Regions from separate parts of the Mus musculus genome. Here region 1 is linked to region 2. Evidence: chromatin loops called from intact Hi-C (ENCODE). Cell type or tissue: left cerebral cortex. All regions are shown on one strand. Links, peaks and the distances in the headings refer to the core of each region. The heading gives the core; the rest is flanking DNA.

What was found. Peaks named below come from ENCODE experiments on the same cell type or tissue, not always from the same donor. Only the 100,000 strongest peaks of a DNase experiment are listed, where the experiment ranks them.
Region 1: a loop joins it to region 2, with 2.8 times the contacts of the local background. A loop is called at or near these places in 4 of 42 quality-filtered maps.

The regions. Positions count from the first base shown.
Region 1 is chr9:120,137,945-120,145,416 of GRCm38, reverse strand. No RefSeq gene overlaps it. Among named protein-coding and RNA genes, the nearest start is that of Gm5922, 5.3 kb to the right of the region's middle. In left cerebral cortex, for the core only: a CTCF peak has its summit at 4,587 (motif pointing left); a DNase peak (open chromatin) is centred at 4,577.
Region 2 is chr9:120,566,724-120,574,195 of GRCm38, reverse strand. It overlaps Rpl14 (ribosomal protein L14), which reads right to left and starts at 2,679. Exons shown (of 6, transcript NM_025974.2): 1 at 2,655-2,679; 2 at 1,999-2,100; 3 at 1,334-1,428; 4 at 521-620; 5 at 379-432; 6 at 1-101. The coding sequence starts at 2,657. It overlaps Entpd3 (ectonucleoside triphosphate diphosphohydrolase 3), which reads right to left. Exons shown (of 11, transcript NM_178676.5): 11 at 5,869-7,472. In left cerebral cortex, for the core only: a CTCF peak has its summit at 4,007 (motif pointing right); DNase peaks (open chromatin) are centred at 2,739, 3,592 and 4,042; H3K4me3 peaks cover 1,829 bases; H3K27ac peaks cover 1,525 bases.

The sequences.
Region 1 (7,472 bases), core at 2,378-6,377, 430 kb after region 2:
CCTTCTCAGATGGTTCTAGGCAGTCTCAGGTTGATAAGTAAAGCTAACTAGTACAAGCTGGGGTTGCCATGTGTGTGTAGGTCAGAGACCCATGTCCCTCCCACATACATACATACATACATACATACATACATACATACATACTAAATAATTAATGCACTGATGGGTTTGTTGTTATTTTCAACTTTGTATATATCTATTTATTTTTGCTGTTTGAGACAGGGTCTCACTACATAGCCTTGGCTGTCTTGGAACTTGCTATGTAGACCAGAGATCTACCTGCCTCTACCTCCTGAGTGCTGGGATTATACCCGGCTTGTAATTTAAATTTTTAAAAGTTGTCTTATGATTTGAAGCAAGTCAAGTACTGCACGGCCCTGACTGTCCTACCTCATCGATGAAAGCAGATGACAGGTGACGTTCATACATCCGTTTTGTTGTAGAAGTATGAATATGAGCATTTTGTTCTATGAACAGCTCTCAGGCCACTTGTTTATCAGAGGGTAAACAGCGATAATGAATCAATTGCTCAGATCTGAGGAAAGCAAGACTACCTACGTACGTTGCTCCTCATTTGCTGTCAGGCTGCTATGTGTCTAGGTCTGTCCCCGTCCACAGTTCTGACCTCGGCCTCACGGATTTCTAGCTTCTTGGGTCTCTGATTTTCCGTGATGGACAGAAGGCTGTAATGCCAGCTGAACTGCCAACCACTCAGACAAAGCTCCTGTGTGTCCCCAAGCTCCATGCCCAGCATCACCGTCTGCCTCCCCCCACTCTGCCAGGGACCAGTCACAATTGTTTCTGGTCAGCAACGGCCTGTGCCGGAATGGACACCGTGTTCCCTAAGTAAGGGACCGTGTTCTGCCCCCCACCCCCGTTCTGTGTTAGAAGTCCCTAGACTATACATGTGTTATAATGAACCCACGAGTTGGGTTTGAGCTCCTATTACATTGGAGAAAGAACGCGTGGGATGGAGTGGCACTGTGCTAGGGTCTTCCACCAGGAGAGGCCCAGGTTGTGCCTGCGGGACTTCAGCCTCCTGCAGGGATTTCGATTGCTGATGTCAGCTATCCAGAGACACGTGTGCAGCAGAGCAGGACGCCAGCAAATGGGAAAAAAAAAATGAAGAAGGCAAATTCTCTGTGTTCTAATCCTGTGCTTCCCAAGAGGCAGTGAGTGTCTGCTGGGTGTTTTTAGTGTGCCCAGAGAAGCAGCAAAGTGGCCTGTGGGTAAAGATGCTTAGGCAAGCCCAACCCCAACCCATGTGGTCAGGGAGAGAAGGGAATCCCACACACTGTCCTCCTACCTCCACACTGTGTGCCATGGCATGTGAGCACATGCATACATATGCATACATGCACACAAACATGCACAAGTGTACACATATGCACACATATACAAACAAACATGCACAGACAAAGAACACATAGACCGCATATACACAGTACACATAAACAGACATACACCGCATACACACACCCATACACATACATACACACACATGCACACACACATGCACAAGTGCACACACACACAAAGAGAACACATAGACTACATGTACTCAGCACACAGACACAAACAGGGACATATATCACTCACACACACACATACACAGTCACACACACACACTCACATACACACACATACATGCACACACACTCATGAAGTAGAATGGGGAGCAGTTGGACAGAGCATGAGGGGGGTTTCAGGAGTGGGAGGAGACTGGGAGAAGGCAGCATGGACTAGGATCATAAAACACTCTACACAGATGAGAACTTCCAAGTAGAAATTAACAACTGAGGCCTCTTCTCTACTGCTACACACTGCTAGTGTTGGACTGCAAAATGCACACAAGCAGAGGTTTCTCCAGGAAAGCAGGGACACTGCGTGCTGTCACAGGGACACTGTGTGCTGTCACAGGGACGCTGCGTGCTGTCACAAGGAAACTGTGTGCTGTCACAGGGAAACTGTGTGCTGTCACAGGGACACTGTGTGCTGTCAGGGAGAAGCTGTGTGCTGTCACAGGGACACTGTGCTGTCAAAGGAAAACTGTGTGCTGTCACAGGGAAACTGTGTGCTGTCACAGGGACACTGTGTGCTGTCACAGGGAAGCTGTGTGCTGTCACAGGGAAGCTGTGTGCTATCATTGGGAAACTGTGCTGTCACAGGGAAGCTGTGTGCTGTCACAGGGACACTGCATGCTGTCACAGGGACACTGTGTGCTGTCACAGGGAAACTGCATGCTGTCACAGGGACACTGCGTGCTGTCACAGGGAAACTGCATGCTGTCACAGGGAAGCTGTGTGCTGTCACAGGGAAACTGCATGCTGTCACAGGGACACTGTGTGCTGTCACAGGGAAGCTGTGTGCTGTCACAGGGAAGCTGTGTGCTATCATTGGGAAACTGTGCTGTCACAGGGAAGCTGTGTGCTGTCACAGGGACACTGCATGCTGTCACAGGGACACTGTGTGTTGTCACAGGGAAACTGCATGCTGTCACAGGGACACTGTGTGCTGTCACAGGGAAGCTGTGTGCTGTCACAGGGAAACTGCATGCTGTCACAGGGACACTGTGTGCTGTCACAGGGAAGCTGTGTGCTGTCACAGGAACACTGTGTGCTGTCACAGGGATGCTGCCTACTGTCACAGGGAAGCTTGTGCTGTCATAGGGAAACTGTGTGCTGTCACAGGGACACTGTGTGCTGTCACAGGGACACTGTGTGCTGTCACAGGGACACTGTGTGCTGTCACAGGAAACTGTGTGCTGTCACAGGGACACTGTGTGCTGTCACAGAGAAGCTGTGTGCTGTCACAGAGAAGCTGTGTGCTGTCACAGGGACACTGTGCTGTCAAAGGAAAACTGTGCTGTCACAGGAAACTGTGTGTTGTCACAGGGAAGCTGTGTGCTGTCACAGAAAACCTGTGTGCTGTCACAGGGAAGCTTGTATGCTGTCACAGGGACACTGTGTGCTGTCACAGGAAAACTGTGTGCTGTCACATGGAAGCTGTGTGCTGTCACAGGGAATTGTGTGCTGTCACAGGGACACTTTGTGCTGTCACATGGACACTGTGTGCTGTCACAGGGAAGCTATGTGCTGTCACAGGGAAGCTGTGTGCTGTCACAGGAACACTGTGTGCTGTCACAGCAAACTATGTGGTGTCACAGGGAAACTGTGTGCTGTCACAGGGAAGCTGTGTGTTGTTTCGGTAAGCTGTGTGCTGTCACAGGTTTCTGCATGCTCTCACACTGAGAGATGGAGAATGGAGAGTTTCATCGTCTTTGCTTTGTTTCGTGTGGATGAAGGGCCCTGTTTGTAAGCAGAGAAAGTCTTCTTGTGCCTCCAGCATCCTGGTTTGCCTAGTACCCCAAAACAACCAAATAGGTATATATTTTAATTATCACTTTCATAGCTTTTGAAACCAAAACGTTTTAAAAGACCTTATTTTTTTAAATATTTATTTATTTATTATATGTAAGTACACTGTAGCTGTCTTCAGACACTCCAGAAGACGGCATCAGATTTAATTACAGATGGTTGTGAGCCACCATGTGGTTGCTGAGATTTGAACTCAGGACCTTTGGAAGAGCAGTCCGCGCTCTTAACCGCTGAGCCATCTCACCAGCCCAAGACCTTATTTTTAATGAGATGTGTGGGTGTGCCTGTAAGCACAGTCCCCACAAAAGCCAGAGGACAGCATCAAAGTGCTGGAGTTTCCCCCCCCCCCCCAAGCTTCCATTAAATCACAAAGTAAGCAGTCGGAGATGCACTTGTCTTTTTGTAACTTGTTCTGTTTAGTTTTGTGTTTTACAGGGGTGGGGGCGGGAACGTATTTTGGTTTAGGTTTATTTAGTGTGTGTGTGTCAGGGTCTCACTATGTATCCCTGGCTGTCCTGGAACGCACTTGGTAGGCTTTGAACTCACAGAGATCTTCCTACCTCTCTTCCTAACTGTTGGAATTAGAGGTGTGTGTCTTGTGTGACATAACCTGTCTTGTTTTTATTTTTAAGACTGGGTCTTTTTGTGTTGCTCAAGCTGACCTCAAACTCACCGCCCTTGCTTGTACTGGTTAGTTTGGGCTGTCAAGCTGATACAGCTTAGAATCAGCTAAGAAGGGAGTTTCAGCTGGGGGACTGGCCACATCAGGCTGGCCTGTGGGCATACATATCTTTGGATGATTGTCCAGATTATTATTTGAGTCAACCTTTGTGGGCAGCCCCAGGTCCTGGATAGGGGGCTCTAGGCTGCAGAATTATGCAGAGTCTGGCTGACTGTGTCCAAGTGAGCAGGCAGCATGCAGTGTGGGTGCCTTCATCTCTCTCTAAACTTGACTGAGGCAAACTGTCTCGGCCTCTGCGATTTCCCTGCAGTATGGGGCAGTAACCTGGAATCATAAAACCCTTTCTCCCGTGTTGCTTTTAGCCAGCTTTTGTCTTTTGTGCTTTGTTTTGTTTTTAATCACAGCCACAAAAAGCAAACTAGAAACTCTTCGTGACTCAACTGTGATTACAGGCTTGTGCCGCAGCAAACAGAATTCCAGTCAGAAGAGGTCTGTTCTGGCAACCATGGTACTGTCCTGCCCCCTGGTGGCCAGAGTAAGTCAGTACCAACAGTTGAAAGGCGTAGAATAATGCTATTCAATTAGAAAGGCTCTTCCTGGATTGCCCTGGTAGCTATCTTATGGCTACATAAAGCTGTGATATTAACCAAACAGTTCCCAAACCTTATCAAGTCCCATAGAAGGTGACTGACATGCTGACAGAGATCAGGAACTAGTCATAATCTGGGCCAAGTTCACTGACCGTTCAAGAGTTTCCATGTTGTGACAGTATTGTTCCTAATTACTGTATTAGATATCCAGATGAGCTGAGAATGTCAATGCTCACCTATCATCCCAGCACTCGGGAGGCTGAGGCAGGAGGTCTCTGTGAGTTCAGGGCTGGGGATGTAGCTCTGTTGGTACAGTGCTTGTCTAGGATACAGAAACCCTGGGTTTGACTCATGCACTGAATAAAACCCAGCATGGTGGCTGTGATGTGACTTTTCCTTGGGAAATGCAAACAAACATGTATTCACTTGCATAAATCATTGAAAACAAAGAGAACAATTCTACCCACTGAAGTCTAGGTCAGTGAACTAGCAAGTTTATGAATGTTATTACAAGAGACTGGATGAGGAGTTACAGGAACATGAATAACTCCAGGGAAGGTGGATCACCACTCCAGGACAGGTTAACAACCCATAAAACCAGCATCCCTAAAGCTCCCAGCACAGTTTGCAGCCTGTCTGAGAGTATATTTGTTCAGCAGTCACCACTGACTTCATAACCTTGGGGAGGGGGGATCTCACGAACCTTGTAATTTTCAGGAGCCTCCTGAGACTTGTGTGTTTACTTCCTGGGTAAGCCCCTCCTCCTGCTCCAGGAGCAATGCAGTTTCTCACAATAGAACCTGTGTCTGTGACACCGAAGCCCTCTTAACCTTGTTATTCAGACTAGATCCCTTATTGGTGCTTCCATATTTCTTAAGGTTTCCAGACTGTCTGACTGACACTTTAAGTGGTGGATAATTCCCAGGTACACTTGCCCTTGGGAGTGGTGGGAAAACAGCTGATGCCCCTCTACCTAAGTCATTCTAAAAACTAAAGACACCCTCCAAGTAAGTTTGAACTTGTGTCTCAGTTTCCTATTTGCTATGAAGATCTCTTTATTGCTAATTTTATTTTTATGTCCATACATAAAAATACTTTATGGGCTCATGTGCACCAAGTGTATGCAGGTCCAGAAGTGGGCATTGGATATCACACACACACACACACACACACACACACACTAATCCTTTCTTTTTAAATCTAGACACGCTAGTGCGCACTTGCAATCTTCACACTGGGGAGGCAGAGACAGGAGGAGGATCCCTAGGGACTGATGGCCAATCAGTCTAAATGACCTATTTGCAGAAACCTAGACCACCCAGAGCAATGATTCTCAACCTTCCTAACACTGTGACCCTTTAATACAATTCCTTATGTTGTGGTGACCCCAACAATAAAATTATTTTCGTTGCTACTTCATAACTTCAATTTTGCCACTGTTATGAATTGTAGTGTAAATATCTGTGTTTTCTGGTAGTCTTAGGGGATCCCTGTGAAAGGGTTTTGACCCTCAAAGGTGTTGTGACCCACAGGTTGAGAACCACTGACCTAGAGACTGTCAAAAAAAAGTGATGACATCAGAGGCTGACGTCTTGACTTGTGCTCACACATACACACACGATCAGTTCACATAATTTTTAAGCCAGGTATGGTAGTACATGCCTCTAATTCCAGCTCTTTGGAGGCAGAGGCAGGTGGATGTCTGTGAATTTATGGCCAGCCTGCTGGTCTATGTAGTGAAGAAAGTTGCAGGCCAGCTTGGGCTACATAGTGAGACCCTGTTTTTTTAAAAGAAAGAAAAGGAAACATACACTTTTAAATATATATATATGTGTGTGTGTGTGTGTGTGTGTGTGTGTGTGTGTGTGTATTAAAAATATATGTATATATGTATGTGTGTGTATATATATAAAACGTTTTTCAAGACAGGGTTTCTCTGTGTAGCCTTTGCTGTCCTGGAACTCACTCTGTAGACAAGGCTGGCCTTCATCTCAGGAATCCGCCTGCCTCTGCCTCCCAAGTGCTGGGATTAAAGGTGTTTGTCACCACACCCGGTCACTTTTTTAATTTTTAAATTAAGTGGTAAAGAAACATTACACATGTTAACACCCACCCCCACCCAAAGCTGCTATGCAAAGGAGTTAAAGAGAAAGCAGCAATCGAAGAAATGTGATGGGACAACTCAACTTCAGCTCAACCCAGCACTCAAGAGGCTGAGATACCAGTTCTGCAAGTTTAAGGCCAGCTTGAGCTACATAATACATTTCAGACCAGCGTGGGCTGTGTTGTGAGTCCCAGGGCAGTGTGGGCTGCAGTGTAAAACCCATCTGAAATATAATAATAATTTGAAATTTTAAAATAGATATCTGTATATGTTTATGTAATGGTTTGTACGTGCTCTGTGCAGAAAGTGGCACTATTAGAAAGTTTGACCCTGGTGGAGTAGGTGTGCCGCTGTGGATGTGGGCTTCGAAACCCTCATCCTAGCTGTCTGGAAGCCAGTATTCTGCTAGCAGCCTTCAGATGAAGATGTAGAACTCTCAGCTGTACGTGTGTGTGTGTGTGTGTGTGTGTGTGTGTGTGTGTGTGTGTGTGTGTGTGTGTGTGTGTATGTGTATCTGTGTGTGTGTGTGCATGTGTGTGTGTGTATCTGTGTGTGTGTGTATCTGTGTGTGTGTGTGCATGTGTATCTGTGTGTGTGTGTCTGTCTGTATGTGTGTATAAAATTTGGGGCTGGTGAGATGGCTCAGTGGTTAAGAGCGCTGACTGTTCTTAAGGATGGCCCAGGCTTGGTTCCCAGCACTTACTTGGGAGGCAGGCAGG
Region 2 (7,472 bases), core at 1,734-5,733:
GCCGCAATGGCAGCTTTGGCCACAGCTGCTTTTTTGGGAGAAGCTTTCAGGATAGCAGCTCTTTGAAGTTTCTTTACTTCAGTCTTGATTATTCTGTTCCTCTGAAAAAACACAGAAGAGCACTTGCTACACTCACACAACAATACGCCTTATGTCCATTGTTAGAAATTAAACTGCTTCCACACACATAAACTATAGAGAGATTATTTCCAAGACTCATTTGGTCATTAAGCCAGCTACTTTTACCCTGAGCAATCTTGCTGGCCCTAACCTATCAAGAGCTATAAACATCAATTACACACAACACCACAAAATAGGGACTGGCTACTCTTCCCTCATTACCCTACAGCCAATATAAATGTACATCTGAAGACTTACCATTTTCTTTGCCTTCATGACCTTGAAACGATCAAAGTCTGTCATCTTGGCTTTCTGTTAAAAGAAAAACAAAACTCAACTGATCTCCCCTGACATCTCAAGCACATCCCGCCCTCCAGAACTCAAAGCTTTGTGCCTTTACCCTTTCTCTGGCATCAATTTTCTTGGCCCATCTTGTGGCTGCCCATTTCGTATTGATATCCGCCTTCTCCCAAGCTTTTCGGACATACTTCTGGCGGGCACTATGAAGATCAAGTCACATATTACTCAATCAGCTTTATGGTAGGTCATGTCAAAAAAATATTTCAAAGTACACTTACCACTGCTCACACGTGTGCATAAAACCATGTCCCTTTGTAAATAACAAAAGCTGCTCCTTACACCTGCTATATTTTGCACATTAACTTGGCTAAGTTTCTTAACCACTAAAAACTTCTGCGCTTCGGTGAACCCTAGATTCACCTGTAGTCACTCCGGTACATGGTGACCATAACCACTCCACCAGCACCCCTCAGTTGGCATCTGTCTCAGAGACCACCCAGGTTAAATCCACTCTGTGGTGGCTCATTACAGCAGGTGCTTCATTGTACCAATCATTGCTGATGACAACCACACAGTGCTGCAGGACAGTCTTAATCTGCACCCCTCTAAAACACAACAAACCCCATCACTAAGGTGACTCAGACCAGAAGACTGCAAATTTGGGGCCAATTTGGATATATGAGAGCAGACATTTTCACGGAACTTATTGTGTGTGTGTGTGTGTGGGGGGGGGGGAGACACGGGACCCAAACAGGAACTTCATAATGGCAAAACGACCTGGGCAATTTTAAGTCAGTAAGTCTGTTTGTTAGATATAGGCCCCTTTCCTTGGTTGGCTCCAAACCATCTGTATTATCCGTGTATATATAGACTGTGGCACCAAACTGAAAAGCAACTTAGAACAAGGTGTTACCTGTGTGGGAACTTGAGGATGAAGTCAGTGAGCTGCATGCATTTGAAGGGCATGGCCTGCCTCCTCACCCGAGTACAGGGTCCATCCACTAAAGCCTAGGATACAAAATCAAGGACCTCAGACAGGCATCTAAAGTTCAAGATGGCTGTAACCTCTACGTAATTTCTAGCCCTTTCTGGACGAAATGTACATTACCATTCAAATGAAGAAAATGCACGTTTGTGAACCCAGTATCCTAAAAGCCTCCACTGTGGTATTTTCAGACAAGGTCAAGCAGCCCAGGCTAGTGGCAAACTCCTGCTTCTCCTACCTTATCCTCCCAGAGCCTGAGGTAGCAGGAGCCACATCTATCTTTAGAATCCAGGGACTCTAGCAAGCACTCTACCAACAGAGCCGCACCTCCAGCTCACTGAAGTCTTCTCAGTTACCTCATTTAAACTCACCTGCATTTGCCTGCCTCGTTTACCCGGTGAATTAGTGCTGTAAGATGAGCTAACTCTACCCAGTGCTTCAAACTCCGTGGCCAGTGTTTCCTCAATGGTAAACCTGTAATCTAAAGAACTCCACCCAAGGACCACTCTAGCTACCCTGAGTAACATCTACGGTGCTGTCGATCTTACGGCCACGTTAAATAAAGATTGTAAAATACTCCGTCCCACACGTACCCTGTTCTGATCAATGACATCTACAATTGCGACCAGCTTTCCAGCATGGGGCCCGAAGGAAATGTAGGCCACCCGGCCAACCTCCACGTAACGCCTGAACACCTAAAACAGGAAAAGAAACAAGGGTTGGCTTTAAATATTCCAAGTCCGCTGCTTACCGGCAACACAGGGCTCGGGGCCGCCCTGGGAGACGAGTTTGAACTTAGTAGCCAGCATTTTTTAACTTCAAGTATCCCGTGGCCACTTTCCCAGCACACGAGCTCCCTGGATCCGCTCTTACCCATGTTTGATACTCCTTTAGTTCTCATACAATTAATTCATCGTTCAATCCACTGAACCACTCCCCGGTTCGCTTTTTCCGGAGAAAAAGAACTGAAGGGAGCTCATGAGGAGCCAGGCCGCCGGGCAGGTCCGAGGCCGCAGCAGCGCCGCCATCCCCGGACCTCAGGCCCAGCCACTCCCGCCACTGCGCACGCGTGGCCCCGGTAGTGCGGTCCACGCGAGCCGCGCTCCCTGCGGGCTGGGTTCCACGCCCCGCTGCCTCCCCACGCGCTGGCCGGGTCGCGCAGAGCCACTCCACGCCGGGGCTCCCCCGCCCGGGGCAGAAGACGGGCGTCGCGACGGCCGCACTCGGAGCTCTCGGCACACACACTCACCATGTTGGCGGCGCTCAGCGAGAAGAGAGAGGGCCCGCCCTGCCGTGCGCATGTGTCGGCAGAAGCCCCGCCCCCGACGTCCAGCGTGCCCACCGATTGGTCGACGGGGAAACGTGCGTGCTTTTACGCATGCTCACTGGGTTATGACATGGCGGTTCCGGCTCTCTATGGACTGCTTCTCCTCAGACACGTGCAGTGAGCTTGGCGTTGTAATTTCTCCTTTCTATTTTGTTTGGGTTTGGGATTTTGGGGACAAGGCCTTTTAGTGTAGGCCTTCCACACTGTATAATCCAAGCAGGCTCGCTCGCAGCAATGCTCCTGCCTCAGTCTCCCAAATGTTGGCATGACAGGGCGGTCACTCCTGAGAACTTTAGGGATAGGAAGGACTCATAGGATGAACTGTCTGTCCCCAGCCCACTTCCCTTTTCTTCTGTATACACAGGATATAATTAAGACACAGCCGAGGGTGCTGGCGCTCGCCCTTAATCCCAGCCCTCGGGAGGCAGAGGCGGAAGCAAATCTGGATTTAAGGCCGCTTCCCCTACCAAGGAGACATACTGAGACATTGTCTTAAAAGTCCAAAGACACAGGGCTGGAGAGATGACTCAGCTGTTAAGAGCACTGACTGCGCTTCCAGAGGTCCTGAGTTCAAATCCCAACAATCATATGGTGGCTCACAACCATCTGTAGTGAGATCTGACGCCCTCTTCTGGGGTGTCTGAAGACAGCTACAGTGTACTTACATATAATAAATAGGCCGGGGGGTGGGGGGAGGCGGGCGGGGGAAAGGGAATATATTTCACAGATATGCCTCTTATGGAGGCATTCCTCCAAGTGGGGCTCCCTCCTCCCAGAGGACCCTAGCTGTGTCAAGTAAACAAGAGCAAAGGAGCACACTGGGTGCCTTCCTCAGTCACTCTTCTTCCGGTCTTTATGAGACAGCCTCTCACTGAACCCAGAGTTTGCCAGTTCAGATAGGCATGCTGGTCACTGAGCCCCAGGGGCACACTTGTCTCTACCTCCCCAGGATGACCACTGCAGGCCATCGATCCTAACTCTTCCTAACTCTTCATGTGTGTGATGGGGATCCAAATTCAGGCCTTTACAACATTAAGCACTTTACATACTCTTTTATGTGTGTGGAGGAATAGTCCCCTTGGAGGCCATTAAAGCTAGAGCTATGAATGAGCTGGAAACAGAACTCAAGAAAGCATTCAACTGCTAGTCATCTCTGTGGCTCTGAACGAACCCCATTTCAGACATTTTATTTTATTTTATTTTATTTTATTTTATTTTATTTTATGTGTATGGGTGTTTGTGAGCACCAAGCGCAAACAAACTTAGTACCTGCAGAGGCCAGGAGAGGGCATCACATCCTCTGGAACAGGAGTTAACAGAAGATTATGAGCTGCCAGCCTCTCTCAATAAATTCCTCATCCTAACGAGTCTGCTTTTGCTGAAGAGTGAAGCGGTACTGAGTGAGGAATCCCAAGGAAAAGCTCTCAGTCAGGACAGATGCCGAGAGCTCAGTGAAAAGATGTTCCAGACAAGAGGGACGGAGAATCCTTGCCACCTGCAACTCATGCACTCGGCCGGCGGGTCCTGGAGAGCTCGGTCCTGGAAAGCTTCACTGCCGGGAGCTTGGGGGATGAGACAGGAACCAACCAGCAGTGGACTCGGGAGTGTGGCAGAGCAGGGAAGAGTTTTCCTGGGGCACGTGGGAACCAGGATTCAAACCCCAAACTACCAAAATGAATACACTTAAAGTCAATCACAGTGGTTCAGGGAAAGAAAAAAGTTCACCTGTTGTTCTTAAACATGCAGCTCTTATATTTCCTTGATTTTTTTTATTATTAGGTCATTTTTTTTTTTTTTTTTGGAAAGGAAGCCTTAGATGAAACCTCAAATTCACAAGTAAAAATATTGCATATAAGCCATGTGCAGTGGTGCATGGCTATAATCCCAGCACGCAGCAGGCTTGGGTAGAAAGTGCCAAGAGCTTGAGATTAGCCTGGCATACATAGTAAGCACCAGCCGGGCCACATGGCAAAACTTTCTCAAATGAAAACAAAGTATGGAGCCGGGCGTGGTGGCACACGCCTTTAATCCCAGCACTCAGGAGGCAGAGGCAGGCAGATCTCTGAGTTCGAGGCCAGCCTGGTCTACAGAGTGTGTTCCAAGACAGCCCGGGCTACACAGAGAAACCCTGTCTCATAAAACAAAAAAAAAAAGAAAAGAAAACAAGTAGGGGAAGTGGCCTACTTGGTAAGGAGCTTGCCATGAGAACCTAGTTCAACTCCTGGAGCCCACATTAGGAAAAAGAAAGAAAGACAGCTAGGTGTGGTAGAATTATCTTGTAATCCCAGAGCTGGGGGTGGGGAGTGAGACAGGCCTGATTGGGCAGCACTGCAGTGAGCTGACTCAGCTCCTCCCTGGGCCCCTCTCTGGCGTTGAGATATTGGTTAGATTAACCTCTTATCTCTTTCCCTCTGTGAAATGGCATTTAAGAGTTTCCTCTGTATGCTGGGTGTTGTGGAACACACTTGCAGTCCCACCACTGTACCAGTGCTTTCAGGTCTGAGCTGGAGATTAGGTGTGAACGTGTGAAAAACACTACCTCAGTGTGAGCTGTAGTGGAGAGCCAGGGGTCTTGTCTGGGGTGCTCTGTGTGTGTGTGTGTGAGTGTGTAGTACTAGAGTATGTGTGAGACAGTATGTGTGTATGTGTGTGTGTGAGACTGTGTGTGTCTTCATGGTAGACACTTGGGGTATGGTGTAGGGTCTGGGTATCCGTAGGAGGAGCACAGCCATAAGGGCCATTAGAGTTGGGATAGCTGGGACAGTGTATGGATATGGGGAAGTGTGGCTTTCCCAGTGTGTAGACCCAGCAGGGTTGAGATACCTGTGGTATACATAAGACAGGAGGGACCCAGCTGATGGAGGGTTATCTGACAGAGCTTTCTCACAGGGGTGACAAACACAGACGTGTCAAAGGAGACATGGCCTTGGCAAGAGAGGCACACAGCTGGTTTTCTAATGACTACAGCCTTCCAACTAGCACCTTGTTATTCAGCCATGATCTTCAGCATGCACTCTTTTTAAAGGAAACAAACAATGTTCTGGTTTTATTCAATGCTTGTTTGTTTTTAAGTGAAAAAGCTGTGGGTGGGGCTTCTAGGAGCTAGAGATTGGCATGTAAAATTAAGATACTTGACTTTGTTTTTAAAGATTTATTTTACTTCTATTTAAAATCTATTCCATAACTTTTATGTCTATGGGCATTTTGCTTGCATGTCTGGCTGTGTAGCACATGCATTCAGTGCTGGAGAAGGCTAGAAGAGCCACAAGCTGTTTTGAGCTGCCATACTTATGCGGGGAACTGAACCCAGATCCCATAGAAGAGCAGCCAGTACTCTTAGCCAGTGATCCATCTTTCCAACCCCTATTTTTATTTCTGACTTATGCATCTTGGTGAGTTTTTGCAAGACCTTCTCTCAAAACCAAAACAAAGGCTGGGGCGATGGCCAGTCAGTCAGTAAGAAACATGCAAGGCTGAATTCATGACCCAGAACTCATGTCAGTCAATAAATAAATAAAACATGGAATCCCAGCCCGGAGGAGGCAGAGACAAAGCTATACAGTGAGAATCTTTCTTCCTTTTAAAAATACCACCTTGTGTCCTTAGGAGAAAGGGCATCATATTTAAGTTAACAAATACACGCTGCAAAATAAAAATAAGAATTTATTCCATATGGAGCCAGCAAACAGCCATGAGACACAGCATTGATTTGTAGCTTGTAGCTACTGAACTTGAAGACCTTTCCCATCCCACTTTGGAGGCAAATATTCCTGAGACTGCCTTCTCTTTTCCCAAAGTCAAGATGTGTAGCAACTCTGCAGGGAGAAATGTAGGGATGTCTTTGGACAGGATCCTGTATACCTGTGGGAGCAGTGGGGAAAAAAGCACACCCCATGTTTATAGCCCAAAGGCACCCTGAGCAGGAGCTCTGCCGGGTCAATGAGATCCCCTCACTGCCCCCCCCCCCAGTACAGTCCATACTGGGTGTGATTTACAAGAGGACACAGCAGGGAGACAGTTACACAAGGAGGACACATGCCTAGTAGCAACCTCATGACCAGAGCTCCAAGTGGGCACTCCAAAATAAGAATAGGGACTCTGTATTTAGGGACTTCTGTGTGTCTTTGTGCTTCAGGTCTGCCTACATGACATAGGCCATCTGTCCTTGAGGCTGAATCTTCTTAGGCTGGGCGTGTGACTCGGTTGGTCAAATAGTTGCCTAGAATGCATGAAGCTCTGGGGTTCCACCCCGAGGACCTCACAACCCATAATCCCTGCCCTCAGGAAAAGAACAGATATCAAGGCTGCTCTTGGCTACATAGTGGGCAGGAAGCTAGCATGGGCTCCATGAAACTGTCTCAAAATGCCATCATCTTCCCCACTAAATGCTACTAGCTACCAGTCAGGGAGCTTAATGCTTATGAGATTGCTAAAAAAAAAGCATTAGTGACTTGAGATAGGGCTCGACTCAACTAAAATACAGGAAGGTCTTGCAAAGGAACTCTAGGTCAAAGCCACAGGGTGGGGTGAAGTATCAGAGTCGGAGCCTTCATGGGCAGCTTGCTAGGAAGAGCACGGAGGGAGAGAAAAGGGAAACCGAGCCCGTGGTCAATTCTTCTGCATTAAATTATATTCTCAACTTCCTCTGGAGTAGACAGAGTGAAGCCCCTGACACCAACAGCCAGTGTCTCCTTGATTCCCAGTGGATCAGCAAGCAGGTAGGGAGGATTGCAAAGGCAG